Regions from separate parts of the Homo sapiens genome. Here region 2 is linked to region 1. A link is a contact called in ENCODE Hi-C data. All regions are on one chromosome and are shown on one strand. The core of a region is the stretch at or near the end of the contact, and the rest is flanking DNA. Distances in the headings are between cores, read along the strand shown. Region 1 holds the start of OPA3 (outer mitochondrial membrane lipid metabolism regulator OPA3). Region 2 holds the start of SYNGR4 (synaptogyrin 4).

Region 1 (6,336 bases), core at 1,013-3,512:
GTAGCTGGGACTACAGGCGCCCGCCACCACGCCCGGTTAATTTTTTGTATTTTTTTAGTAGAGACGGGGTTTCACCGTGTTAGCCAGGATGGTCTCGATCTCCTGACCTCATGATCTGCCCACCTCAGCCTACCAAAGTGCTGGGCGTCAGCCACCACGCCCGGCCAATTTTTTTTGTTTTGTTTTGAAACAGAGCCTCGCTCTGTCACCCAGGCTGGAGTGCATTGGCACGATCTCGGCTCACTACAACCTCCGCCTCCCGAGATCAAGTGATTCTCCTGTCTCAGCCTCTGGAGTAGCTGGGATTACAGGTGTGCGCCACCACGCCCAGCGAATTTTTTGTATTTTTAGTAGAGATGGGGTTTCATCGTGTTGGCCAGGCTTGTCTCGAACTCCTGACCTCACATGATCCGCCTACCTGTGCCTCCCAAAGTGCTGGGATTACAGGCGTGAGCCACTGCGCCCGGCCTGGGGACAGAAATTTTATGTTTTTTGAGACAGGGTCTTGTTGTGTTGCCTAGGCTGGAGTGCAGTGGAGCTCATGGCTCACCACAGCTTCAACCTCCCAGGCTCAAACGATCTGTAAAATGGGAAGGGGGCTGGTCCCAAATGGATGATGGACCTTAGGTAGTCCCAAGTTTCTGCATACCTTCCGTGTGGAAGGGACCCTGGAAAAGGTTGTTTTTATGGAATCCTGGCATTCTTAGTAATTCAGAATATCAGGGTTCACACACACACCAGCACCATCAGTAAAGATGAGGAAACGCAGGTCCCTCAGTGCCAGGAGCTTGACAAAGGACACTCAGAGAGTCAGACTGGATACCAAAGAAGTCCAGAGCCCCCTGATTCTGTGTCCTGAATGTATGTTTCCTCCTACACACCACTCCTCTGTTCCTGTTTTCCTTTTTTTTTTTTTTTTTTTTTTGAGACGGAGTCTCGCTCTGTCGCCAAGACTGGAGTGCAGCGGCGTGATCTCGGCTCACTGCAACCTCTACCTCCCAGGTTCAAGCGATTCTCCTGCCTCAGCCTCCAGAGTACCTGGGATTACAGGTGCCCGCCACCATGCCCGGCTAAATTTTTTTTTTTTTTTAGTGGAGATGGGATTTCACGATGTTAGCCAGGTTGGTCTCAAACTCCTGACCTCAGGTGATCCACCCTCCTCAGCCTCCCAAAGTGCTGGGATTACAGGCGTGAGCCATGGCGGCCAGTCCTCTGTTCCTGTTTTCTTCTGTCCCTCTGCCTCCGAGAATCTCTCAATTACCCATCAGCACTCCATCATCCAGGAATTTCTCTCAACCCCTTCCTGACATTGTTTATATGATTTTACTCCCTGCTGGGTAAGAAAGGACAGTCTGGGACATGTCCTTAAATTTATTTCTGAACTAGCTCCCTGGGGAACCTACCTCCTAATGAAGGAAGTTGGGTTGCTTGAGAACGGGTATGGTTTTATTGGCCAAGATGCCAGGCTATCAACCTCTGCAGGAACCTTGTGCCACCCCCTGCCCTGCTCTGGGCCTCAGTTTCCTTGTCAGTTACTTGGGAAAGGGTTGGATTCGCTGCTTCTGGGGGTGAAATGCACCCTCAGGCTGGATTTAGCATTAATAATGCAATCATGACCTGTATAGTAAGAAGGGCTATTTACTGAGCGCTTAACTATATGAATGGCACCATTCTAACCACTTCCCATGGTCCACTGTTTTACACTCAAGATTAGCATAGAAGCCTCACAACAACCCAAAGAGGCAACTGCTATTAGGATTCCCATTTGGTAGACGGTAATACTGAAGTCCAGAGAGGTTATGCCACTCATCTAATATTACACAGCGAGGAAATGGCAGAGCTGGGATCCCAGCCAAAGTCTGTATGACCGCGCGGCTTCCTCTTAATCCCAATGAGAGCCCTAGCTTGCAGAGGAAGGTGTATTTGGGGCTCATAGGACTAATTAGGACTAATTAAGAGCCTCCTTTGGGTGGGGACGCCAACTCGGAACGTGACATCACGAAGGAGTACAGTGACGTTGGCCAAGGCGGGCGTGGGAATCCACACGCCTTCCAGCATCCGTTTAACGGCACCGCCCCCTGACCCGCCTCACTTCCGTGTATATTTGCATATTCAGCGAACGGACGTCGCTACGCCAGCGTCGACGGGGTGACGTCAGGATGCGCCTCTGAAGTTTCCCTCGAGCGTACGTACATACGTACTGACGCACGCATGGCCACGAGAGGGCGGGGGAGGAGTGAAGAGGTTGAGGCGCCCCGCCCAGTCAGCAAGGTTGCGCGTGCCCTGTGAGACCGCCAAGATGGTGGTGGGCGCGTTCCCTATGGCGAAGCTGCTATACTTGGGCATCCGGCAGGTCAGCAAGCCGCTTGCCAACCGTATTAAGGAGGCCGCCCGCCGAAGCGAGTTCTTCAAGACCTATATCTGCCTCCCGCCGGCTCAACGTGAGTCTGACCCGAATTCCCTCCAACCTTTTTCCTTTCTCCAACCCCTGTCAGGTGGTTGCTTAGGGGATGGACTTCTGTCTACGACCAATCACAGCCCGAACCGGCAAAGTCCAGTGGCCAATAGTGGGGGGTTTCTGATAGAGGGGCGTACGGGTGGCCCAGTAGTGAGGGCGGGGCGGGGCGTAAGGGGCGGGTCAAGGAGCCACCACGCGAGTAGGAAATGCCAGCCGATAAAGGAAGAGAGCGCTTGGAGACTGATGCCCTGTTAAACCAATAGTGTGAGAGATGGGAGAAATTTGGACGGGGCTTTCCAGGATAGAGGAGCTAGGGGAGGGGCTGAGGAGAAACCGGACGGGGTCCTTTGCCCGGCTGTCCTTGGGCAACTTCATTTCAAAAGCGGCACCGTGTGCCTCAGTTTCCCCACTGATCTAGGAGGTGCTTGTATATCCTCCGTTTAGGACGTCGACGTGCCTCAGTTTTACTGTAGTCAATAAGTCTGGATTAGGGGCATGGTTCGGGGGTGAAGTCTGGGTTCTGGAGACATGGCCTGGGAATCCGGAAAAGGACTTTGAGCCAGAGAGGACATTCATCTGTGTACTCATTAATGCGCTCATACGCCGTCCTTTCATTCGGTTGACAGACTATGCGGCCTTTTTGCTCAGCACTGGGAGATATACTCCTGATCCATCACTGTCAACCCAGAGTGGTCGGGAAAGTGGGAGCCCCGGAGCTCAGAGGAACTGGCTGACCCAGGGACCTGAGGCCAGCAGGGCTGCCTAGAGGGGGCCGCCCGAGCTCAGATCTAAAGGGCATAGTAAGGTCCGGCGCGGTGGCTCACACCTGTAATACCAGCACTTTGGGAGGCCGAGGCGGGCGGATCACATGAGGCCAGGAGTTCGAGACCAGCCTGGCCAACATAGTGAAACCCGGTCTGTACTAAAAATACAAAAATTAGCTGGGTGTGGTGGCGCACACCTGTAATCCCAGCTACTTGGGAGGCTGAGGCAGGGGAATCGCTTGAACCTGGTAGGTGGAGGCTGCAGTGAGCCTAGATTGTGCCATTGCACTCCAGCCTGGGCGACACAGCAAGACTGTCTCAAAAAATAATAAATAGAAATAAAGGGCTTAGTAAACACCCAAAATATAAACTACTTTAAAAAGGTGATCTTGCCGGGCGCGGTGGCTCACGCCTGTAATCCCAGCACTTTGGGAGGCCGAGGTGGGCAGATCACGAGGTCAGAAGATGGAGACCATCCTGGCTAACACGGTGAAACCCCATCTCTACTAAAAATACAAAAAAATTAGCCGGGCGTGGTGGCTGGGCGCCTGTGGTCCCAGCTACTCAGGAGGCTGAGGCAGGAGAATGGCGTGAACCCGGAAGGCGGAGCTTGCAGTGAGCCGAGATCGTAACACTGTACTCCAGCCTGGGTGACGGAGCAAGACTCCGTCTCCAAAAAAAAAAAAGGTGATCTGTGTTGTGCTACGTGGGACATAAAATAAGGGAATTTAGCATCATTGGCTGGGTCAGAGAACCACTGAAACCGCCTTTGCAAAATTATGACTGACACAGCGAAAGAGATCTAAGTTAACTTACTCCATCTTGCTTCTAACCTCCAAGCTATCCTTGTTCATTCCTGGGCAAAGGCTGAACTAACTTTGGGAGAGATTTAGTTTGTAGTTTATAGTTTAAACAAACATGGTAACAGCCCTTTCCCAAAGCAGACCTCCTTCTTGTCTGGCGACTGGATTGCCTTTGTAGGACTAACATTAGCCACAAGATTAGAAATTATGGTTTAGGAGTCATGCAGCTGGAGGGTACAAGATTCTGACCCTCCCTAAACTGCTCCTAAGATCAGTGCTTGAGATATTTCACAGACCCTGCACTTGATGGATCAGCTGGCCTTACCCAGATCAATAAACTGGCCCATCTGATCTTGTGGCCCCCCAACCCAGGAACTGACTGAGCGCAAGAAGACAGCTCCGACTCCCTGTGATTTCATCTCTGACCAATCAGCACTCCTGGCTCACTGGCTTCCCCTCACCCATCAAGTTATCCTTAAAAACTCTGCTCCACCGAGATCGCACCACTACACTCCAGCCTGGGCGACAGACCGAGACTCCGTCTCAAAACAAAAACAAAAAACAAAAAAACTCTGCTCCAGCTGGGCCCATTGGCTCGCATCTGTAATCCTAGCACTTTGGAAGGCTGAGGGGGGTGGAGCACCTGAGGTCAGGAGTTTGCAACCAGCCTGGCCAGCATGGTCAAACCCCGTCTCTACTAAAAATACAAAAGTTAGGCGGGCTTGGTGGCGGGCGCCTATAATCCCAGCTACTCGGGAGGCTGGAGCATGAGAATCGCTTGAACCCGGGGATGGAGGTTGCAGTGAGCCAAGATCGCGTCACTTCATTCCAGCCCAGGCGAAAGAGTGAAAATCCATCTCAAAAAAAAAAAATAAAATAAAATAAAAATAAAATCTCCCTGAATGCTCAGGGAGACTGATTTGAGTAATGGTAAGACTCCTGGCTGGGGCGCGGTGGCTCACGTCTGTAATTCCAGCACTTTGGGAGGCCGAGGTGGGTGGATCATGAGGTCAGGAGTTCGAGACCAGCCTGACCAACATGGTGAAAACCCGTGTCTACTGAAAATACAAAAATTAGCTGGGTGTGGTGGCGCACATCTGTAATCTCATCTACTCAGGAGGCTGAGGCAGGAGAATTGCTTGAACCTAGGAGGTAGAGGTTGCAGTGATCCGAGATTGCACCACTGCCCTCCAGTCTGGGCAACAGAGCAAGACTGTCTCAATCTCAAACAAACAAACAAAACACCCTCCCGCACAGCCAACTCTGCGTGAATTACTCTTTGTCTTGCAGTTCTCCTCTCTTGATGAATCAGCTCTGTCTAGGCAGCGGGCAAGGTGAACTCCTTGGGCGGTTACACACCATTCATCCCTCCATCCATTCATTATTTCCTTTAGCTGGTATTTTGTGAGCCTCTGCCCTGTGCCAGGCCTTGTGCTGGCAATGCTGGCGAAACAGCAGGGACCAAACCAGCACCAATCTGTGCCCTCAAGGAATTCCTAGTCCTGCGGGGGACAGACGTATCCCCCAACAGTGGGCAGAGCTGAGATGGGGGAGCCCACTGGGCACCTGACATGGCATGGGGTTCAGGGAGGGCTTCCTGGCAGAGGAGACATCTGAATTGGGACCTGAAGGGTGAGGACAACACCAGGACAAGGCGTAAGGAAAGCACTGGGGCAGAGGGAGGAGCACACACAAAGCCCACATGATTAAGGGAGTGCACTTTTTTTCCCCCTCTGTAAGTTTGGATGCTTAAAGTTTGCTTTCCAGGGCCCGGAATTCTTGGTTGTTCGGTGTTTGGTGGGGTCTTTGTTGGGGCTGCAGCTCTTAGAATGGGAAAGTATTAGATTTCACAGTTACCAAAGTGCTTTCCTGTTAGCCATCTCATTTGACCCCCACAACTGTTTTGTCCCCATGTCCGGAAAGAGGAATGACTTCCTCTGGTTTATAGAAGGGAAAATGGAGGTGTTGAGGGCAGCAGTTAATTGCTCAGGTCATACGCAGAGATTTGTGCCAGAGGCGAAACTTTGGACACTGAATTCCTAGACCCAGTTTGTTTCCTGTCTCTGCCTGTCTTCCAAACACTGTGACATTCTTAGCGTTGTGGTTTAGAAAATGGCTTCTGGAGCTGGGCGCAGTGGCTCATGCCTGTAATCCCAGCACTTTGGAAGGCGGAGGTGGGTGGATCATGAGGTCAGGAGTTCAAGACCAGCCTGGCCAACATGGTGAAACCCTGTCTCTACTCAAAATACAAAATTAGGCAGGTGTGGTGGCGCACACCTGTAGTCCCAGCTACTTGGGAGGCTGAGGCAGG
Region 2 (6,215 bases), core at 563-3,062, 2.8 Mb before region 1:
AGAGATGGGACTTGCAGCACCTACTGTGAGGGCTGTTCCTTACTATGAGAGTCCATCAGTGCCTCAATAGCATAGGGCCTATAGTGGGGTGCTCAGGAAAAGGTGGTGTCAGCATTTGCTCCGTTGTCTTGTTTCCCCGTCTGACCCCTTCCTTGTCCTCCCATCTCCCGCACTGTGTCTGGGAGTTGAGAGCTCCTGGCTCCTGTCACCCAGGGGCACAGTCGGGCCATGGGAGGGCCTCACCCCTTCGAAGACCCGCGTGATGGTCTTGGGCCTTCTCAGAAACTGCACGGCTTCGCTGTTGGCCAGCTCCTGGAGGCTTTTGGGGATGTGCATGGCAGCTGTTTTCCTTTGGGGCCACTGGGAGGTGGGAGCCAGGGTGCTGGGCGCTGCCTGCTGGGCACTGCCGTCCGGGGGCTTCAGGCCAGCCCTGGGCTTGGCTGCTGTGGGATGACACAGATGGGGGATGCCAGTCAGGGGCACGGGGTGGAAGGGCTGTTGGGGGCCCCAGGATTGGGGGACATGGGGTGGGGATGGGGGGGGTCCCCGGAATGGAGTTGTGTGGGGTGAGGGGACTGCTGAGCCTCTTAGGAGTCAGGGTGTGGGGTGAATGGGCTGTCAGGGGCCCCAGAAGTCGGGGACGTAGGATGGGGGTGCAGGTGGGTCCCAGGGAATGAGGTTGTGTGTGCTGAGGGGGCTTCTGTGGGCCCCAGGAGTGGGGGGCATAGGATGGGGGTGCTGGGGGTCCCAGGAATGGGGTTGTGTGGTGAGGGGGCTACTAGGGGTCCCAGAAGTGGGAGGCATAGGATGGGGGTTCTGGGGGGTCCCAGGAAAGGTGTTGTGTGGAGAGGGCTGCTAGGGGTCCCTGAAGTGGGGGACATAGGATGCGGGTGCTGGGGGTTCCCAGGAATGGGGTTGTGTGTGGTGAGGGAGCTTTCTGGGGGTCCCAGGAGAGGGGGGCATAGGATGGGGATACTAGGGGTCCCAGGCAAGGTGTCGTGTGGGGAGGGCTGCCAGGGGTCACAGAGGTGGAGGTGCAGGATGAGAGAGTCGCTAAGGGTCCCCTGGGTTGAGGTGTGGGTTAAGGGGGTCTATGGAGGATTCCAGAGAGGTGAGGGCCTGGGGTGAGGGTGATTCTGGGGGTCCCAGGAGTGGGGGACATAAGTGAAGGGGCTGCTTCAGGTTCCAGAAGTCAGGAATGTGGGCTGAGGGGGTTGTTGGGCGAGAGGGCTGTCAGGGATCCCAGAGGTGGAGTGCAGGGGAGGGCTGGGATATTTGGGGACCACGTCTTGTGACCCAGGAGCTGAAGGGCCTGCAGAGGGACTGGGTCCTTCTGTGAGAGGACACAGGTGGGACTTTCTGGGGACTAGGGGGTGCGGCCATTGAGATCAGAGCCCCTGGGAGGTCTGAAACCGAATAATCCCTTTCAGGTTTGGGGGTGACAGCACCCTTCGTGGAGAACCCAGGTATCTCAGGGCATATTTCAGGCTGTCCTTGTCACTTGGGGCCATTTCCCAGAATAAGGGCCTCCCTTTCGAATTCAGCTCCATTTTCACGGAAGTGCACCTCCTCAAGCTGGGAGTCGGGACCTCGGATTTGTGGGGAACCTCAGAATGAGGCCACGCCCCGGCACTGGGCTACCTTCTTAGAATCGCGGTCTCCCCTTTAAGGACCTGGAATGGCAGTGCTGAGGTTTGGGGGTGACGGCACCTGAGAAGGGGCCGCCCCTTCTCTGGAGGGCCAATCTGCGTCACCTGAGGGCCCGCCCTTCCTTTCGCCACCCCCACCCCTCCTGGTCCCTAGCGCCACCTCAGCCTTCTTTTGGTTCCGCTTTTTCCCGCCTTTTCGCTCCTCCACAGCTGATTGGCTGCGCCCAAGTCCCGCCCCCTCCCTCTTTCCGCCTACTCAGGAGCTGACACGAGCCGGGGCGTGGCCTCGGCGAACGTTGGACTGCGCGCCGTTGGCGGACTGCGCGCGGGAGCCCTACCCCGCCCCATCCCTCTAGGGAGTCTCGCGTCCACACCGCCCCTTCCCTTTGTAGCAAGCTGACAAGGAGACACTCCTGCGGCGCATGCGTCGCGCCCAAACGAGGCCGGCGGTGGAGAAAGGCAGGCAACGCATGCGTAGTTGATGTAGGGAGTCGGCGGTGAGAAATGGACAGCCCGCATTGACCGAAGCTTTGCGCATGCGTTTTACTGCTGGGTGAAGCCGAACCTCGGGAGCCCAGGACGCCCTCCTGCACATGCGCAGGAGGCTCAATGACAGTCGAGCTTTGGCTAAGGTGAGGGAGAAATCGGGGGATTGCATGGCCAGGGAGGGCGGCCCTGCACCCCCTAGGTAACCTTTACGAGCATTTCCTGCTCTCCTAAGATCTACCTCGCTGTCTAGACCCCAAAGAAACGTTGTACCACTACAGGGTCTCTGGGCCTGAAAAACGCCCCAGAACCTAAGACCTCTGACCCCTGTCTGGGACCCAGGCCAACTGAGCAGTGTGGGAAGGGGACAGGCAACAGGGGCTTTGAGGCGAGCGGATGGGCTCTGCGCCCTGCCTGGGGTAGAGACGGCTTCTGGAGGGTGGGACGTGGAGGTGGAGAGGGCGCTTTTCCTCTAGATGGCCTTTGACCCCTGCCCATTTTCCTCTGTTTAGGCTCCGGGGAAAGGGTCTAGCCATGCTGCATGTGACCCGGGGGGTCTGGGGGTCCAGGGTCCGAGTATGGCCACTGTTGCCCGCGCTCCTCGGGCCCCCCCGGGCCCTCTCATCGCTGGCAGCCAAAATGGGGGAGTATCGCAAGATGTGGAACCCCAGGGAGCCCCGCGACTGGGCCCAGCAGTACCGCGAGCGCTTCATTCCCTTCTCCAAGGAGCAGCTGCTCCGCCTCCTAATACAGGTACCGCCTGTCCCAGGCCCAAGAGCCTGGGGACTACGGCTCCCAGCAGGCTTCGCGGCGGCAGGGCCCTAGTTGCTGCAGAGAGCTGCCCTGGCGCCTCCTGGGAGTTGTAGTTCCCGGGTCCCTTCGTGTTTCCCTAGTGGGCGGGAGATGAGCTGGAATGCAGGAGCCAGGTCTCCGAGATGCAGACGCAGCATCCATTCCCAACTCTGGCTTGTTCTGAGGGCTTGAACAGGCACTCTCTGGGGCATGGTTTTTCCCTCTTTAAGATGGGTATAGTAATCATCCTCATCATTACTATTTCTACTACCTGATAATAATTGTACCTATAAAGTCACAACGCTGTAATCATAATTATTATCACACAATTTGAGCTCTGACTCCATGGCACTGTGCCAGACATTTTTCATGTATTGTTGAATCATCAGTAAGAGAGATACCACCATCATCCCCATTTTACAGATGAGATAATGGAAGCATAGGGAAGGAAAGTGACTTACCCAAGGCCACAACATAGTGGCTTAGATTTGAACCAAAGTGGTCTGACTCCAGAGCTGGCCCAGGACTAGGGTTAGGCAAGTAGGGCACTCGCTTGACCCTAAGAGTGAGTGCCCCGTTAAATTTTGCACCCTTGGGTGCCATATTCACCTCATCCTAGTCTTGGTCTCACTCTAGAACCTGAGGTCTTATTGCCACCATCATCATCATTGTCATTATTGAGGATTTTGAGGATTATTATTCATTTATTTTTCTTTATTTATTTTTGTGAGACAGGGTCTCACTCTGTTGCCCAGACTGGAGTGCAGTGGCACAATCTCAGCTCACTGCAACCTCTGCCTCCTAGACTCAAGTGATCCTCCTTCCTCAGCCCCCGAGAGGCTGGGACTCTTGCCTGGCTAATTTTTGTATTTTTAGTAGAGACAGGGTATTGCCATGTTGGCCAGGCTGGTCTCGAACTCCTGGCCTCAAGTGATCTGCCCATCTTGGCTTCCCAAAGTGCTGAGATTACAGGTATGAGCCACCACACCTCACCATCATTCATTAATTTAACATTTATTTACTGAACACCTACTGTATGTACTCAATTCTGTGCTGGACTTGATACACACACAAATACACACACACAAATACACACAAGTATATGCATACAAGTACACACACAAATACACAAATATGTGTACACAAATACACAAATATACACATACAAATGCACACACACAAATACACGCACACACAAATATATGCACACAAAAGTACACAAATATACACACATAAATATACAAATATATGCACATATATGTAAACACATGTGTATATAGGACATGTGTAATCTCATCAAATTCTCACCGTAGCCCTCCAAGAAAGAGCGTGTAATCCTCTGTTGCCAGTGAGGAAACTGAGGCTCAGAGAAGTGAAGACAATTACCCAGGACATTGACATAGGAAACATAAAGAAGTGGTTCAAGGCCGGGCGCGGTGGCTCACGCCTGTAATCCCAGCACTTTGGGAGGCCGAGGCGGGCAGATCACGAGGTCAGGAGATTGAGACCATCCTGGCTAACACGATGAAACCGTCTCTACTAAAAATACAAAAAATTAGCCGGGCGAGGTGGCAGGCTCCTGTAGTCCCAGCTACTTGGGAGGTGAGGCAGGAGAATGGTGTGAACCCGGGAAGCGGAGCTTGCAGTGAGCCGAGATCGTGCCACTGCACTCCAGTCTGGGCAACAGAGCAAGACTCCATCTCAAAAAAAAAAAAAGAAGAAGAAGTGGTTCAAGGCCAGGCATGGTGGCTCACGCCAGTAATCCCAGCACTTTGGGAAGTCGATGCAGGTGGATCACCTGAGGTCATGAGTTTGAGACCAGCCTGGCCAACATGGTGAAACCCCGTCTCTATTAAAAGTACAAAAATTAGCTAGGCGTGGTGGCAGGCGCCTATAATCCCAGTTACTTAGAAGGCTGAGGCAGAATTGCTTGAACCGTGGAGGAAGAGGTCGCAGTGAGCTGAGATCATGGCCGCTGCACTCCAGCCTTGGCAACAGAGTGAGACTCCTTCTCAAAAAAAAAAAAAAAGGAAATGGTTCAATGTGTACCCTGGAGTCAGACAGGCCTAGATAGCAGTCATTTCCCACAGACACTGCAGCCCTTACCAAATGACTTTTCCAGAGCCTCAGTTTCTCCCACTGACAAATGGGAGTTATAATTCCATCAACCTTGGGGGTATGGTGGCTCAGCCTCCCAGCACTTTGGGAGGCTGAGGTGGGAGGATTGCTGGAGCACAGGAGTTCAGACCAGCCTGGGCAATATAGTGAGACTCCACCTTTACAAAAAATTGAAAAAAATTCGCCAGGCATGGTGGTGGGCACCTGTAGTCTTAGCTACTCAGGAGGCTGAGGTGGGAGGATCGCTTCATCCCAGGAGGTTGAAGATGCAGTGAGCTGAGATTGCACAACTGAGCTCCAGCCTGGGTGACAGAACGAGACTCTGTCTCAACATAATAATAATAATAATTCCATCTACTTCTGGAGGATGATATTACACTGTCAAACCGTTCCTGGAATTGTGTGTGTGTGTATTGGCTAGGAAATGTCAAAGCAAAAACTTGAACCTCCAGCTTTTTAAGCCCAGTATAGTTTTTCACTATATTTGGCTGCCTCAGTTTCAGTAAAATTGGTCAGCCCCCACCCAACCAAAACAAAACTTTTTTTTTTTTTTTTTTTGAGACAGAGTCTTGATGTTGTCTAGTCTGGAGGGCAGTGGCACGATCTCGACTCACTGCAGCCTCCGCCTCCCTGGTTCAAGCAATTCTCCAGCTTCAGCCTCCTGAGTAGCTGGGACTACAGGTGCATGCCATCACGCCCGGCTAATTTTTGTATTTTTAGTAGAGACAGGATTTCACCATGTTGGCCACGCTGGTCTTGAACTCCTGACTTCAAGTGATCCACTGCCTCGGCCTCCCAAAGTGCTGGGATTACAGGTGCGAGACACTGCGCCCAGCCCCAGAACAAAACTTCAAAGTCCAGAGCTCTGATTGTGTAGTTAGGCAGCCAGGGAAAGAATTCTTTCCCTCGGGGAAGGGGAAAAGGCCTACAGAGAAGTTTTGCTTCCTGAGGTAACAGGAATTCCACTCGAGTCCGGCAGAGAAGGCGGCTTTGGAGGCGTTCTCGGCCCACGTGGACTTCTGCACCCTGTTCCACTACCACCAAATCCTGGCCCGGCTGCAGGTGAGGACGGGGCCCTTCCAGCCCTGTGGTGCTTGTTCGAGCATCCGCTCATTTAGCAAACATTCCCTGACACCTTCTTGGAGCCTGGCCCTTATTTTAAGTGCTGGG

What was found. A loop is a pair of places that touch in the nucleus more often than their neighbours do. Pooled maps may share reads with other maps.
Region 2: a loop to region 1 is called in a map of CD8-positive, alpha-beta T cell, with 24 times the contacts of the local background. The contact joins the promoter of SYNGR4 here to the promoter of OPA3 in region 1. A Hi-C loop is called at or near these places in 2 of 168 maps with a recorded cell type or tissue (CD8-positive, alpha-beta T cell and naive thymus-derived CD4-positive, alpha-beta T cell) and 6 of 50 pooled maps.

The regions. Positions count from the first base shown.
Region 1 is chr19:45,580,728-45,587,063 of GRCh38, reverse strand. OPA3 (outer mitochondrial membrane lipid metabolism regulator OPA3) reads left to right here and starts at 2,262. Exons shown (of 2, transcript NM_025136.4): 1 at 2,262-2,441. The coding sequence starts at 2,300. RefSeq lists enhancers at 2,203-2,382, 3,218-4,153, 4,154-5,089, 5,589-6,089.
Region 2 is chr19:48,359,964-48,366,178 of GRCh38, reverse strand. It overlaps SYNGR4 (synaptogyrin 4), which reads right to left and starts at 1,812. Exons shown (of 5, transcript NM_012451.4): 1 at 1,642-1,812; 2 at 244-443. The coding sequence starts at 336. TMEM143 (transmembrane protein 143) reads left to right here and starts at 2,239. Exons shown (of 8, transcript NM_018273.4): 1 at 2,239-2,281; 2 at 2,648-2,888; 3 at 6,003-6,107. The coding sequence starts at 2,259. RefSeq lists enhancers at 1,518-1,667, 2,038-2,157, 2,638-2,687.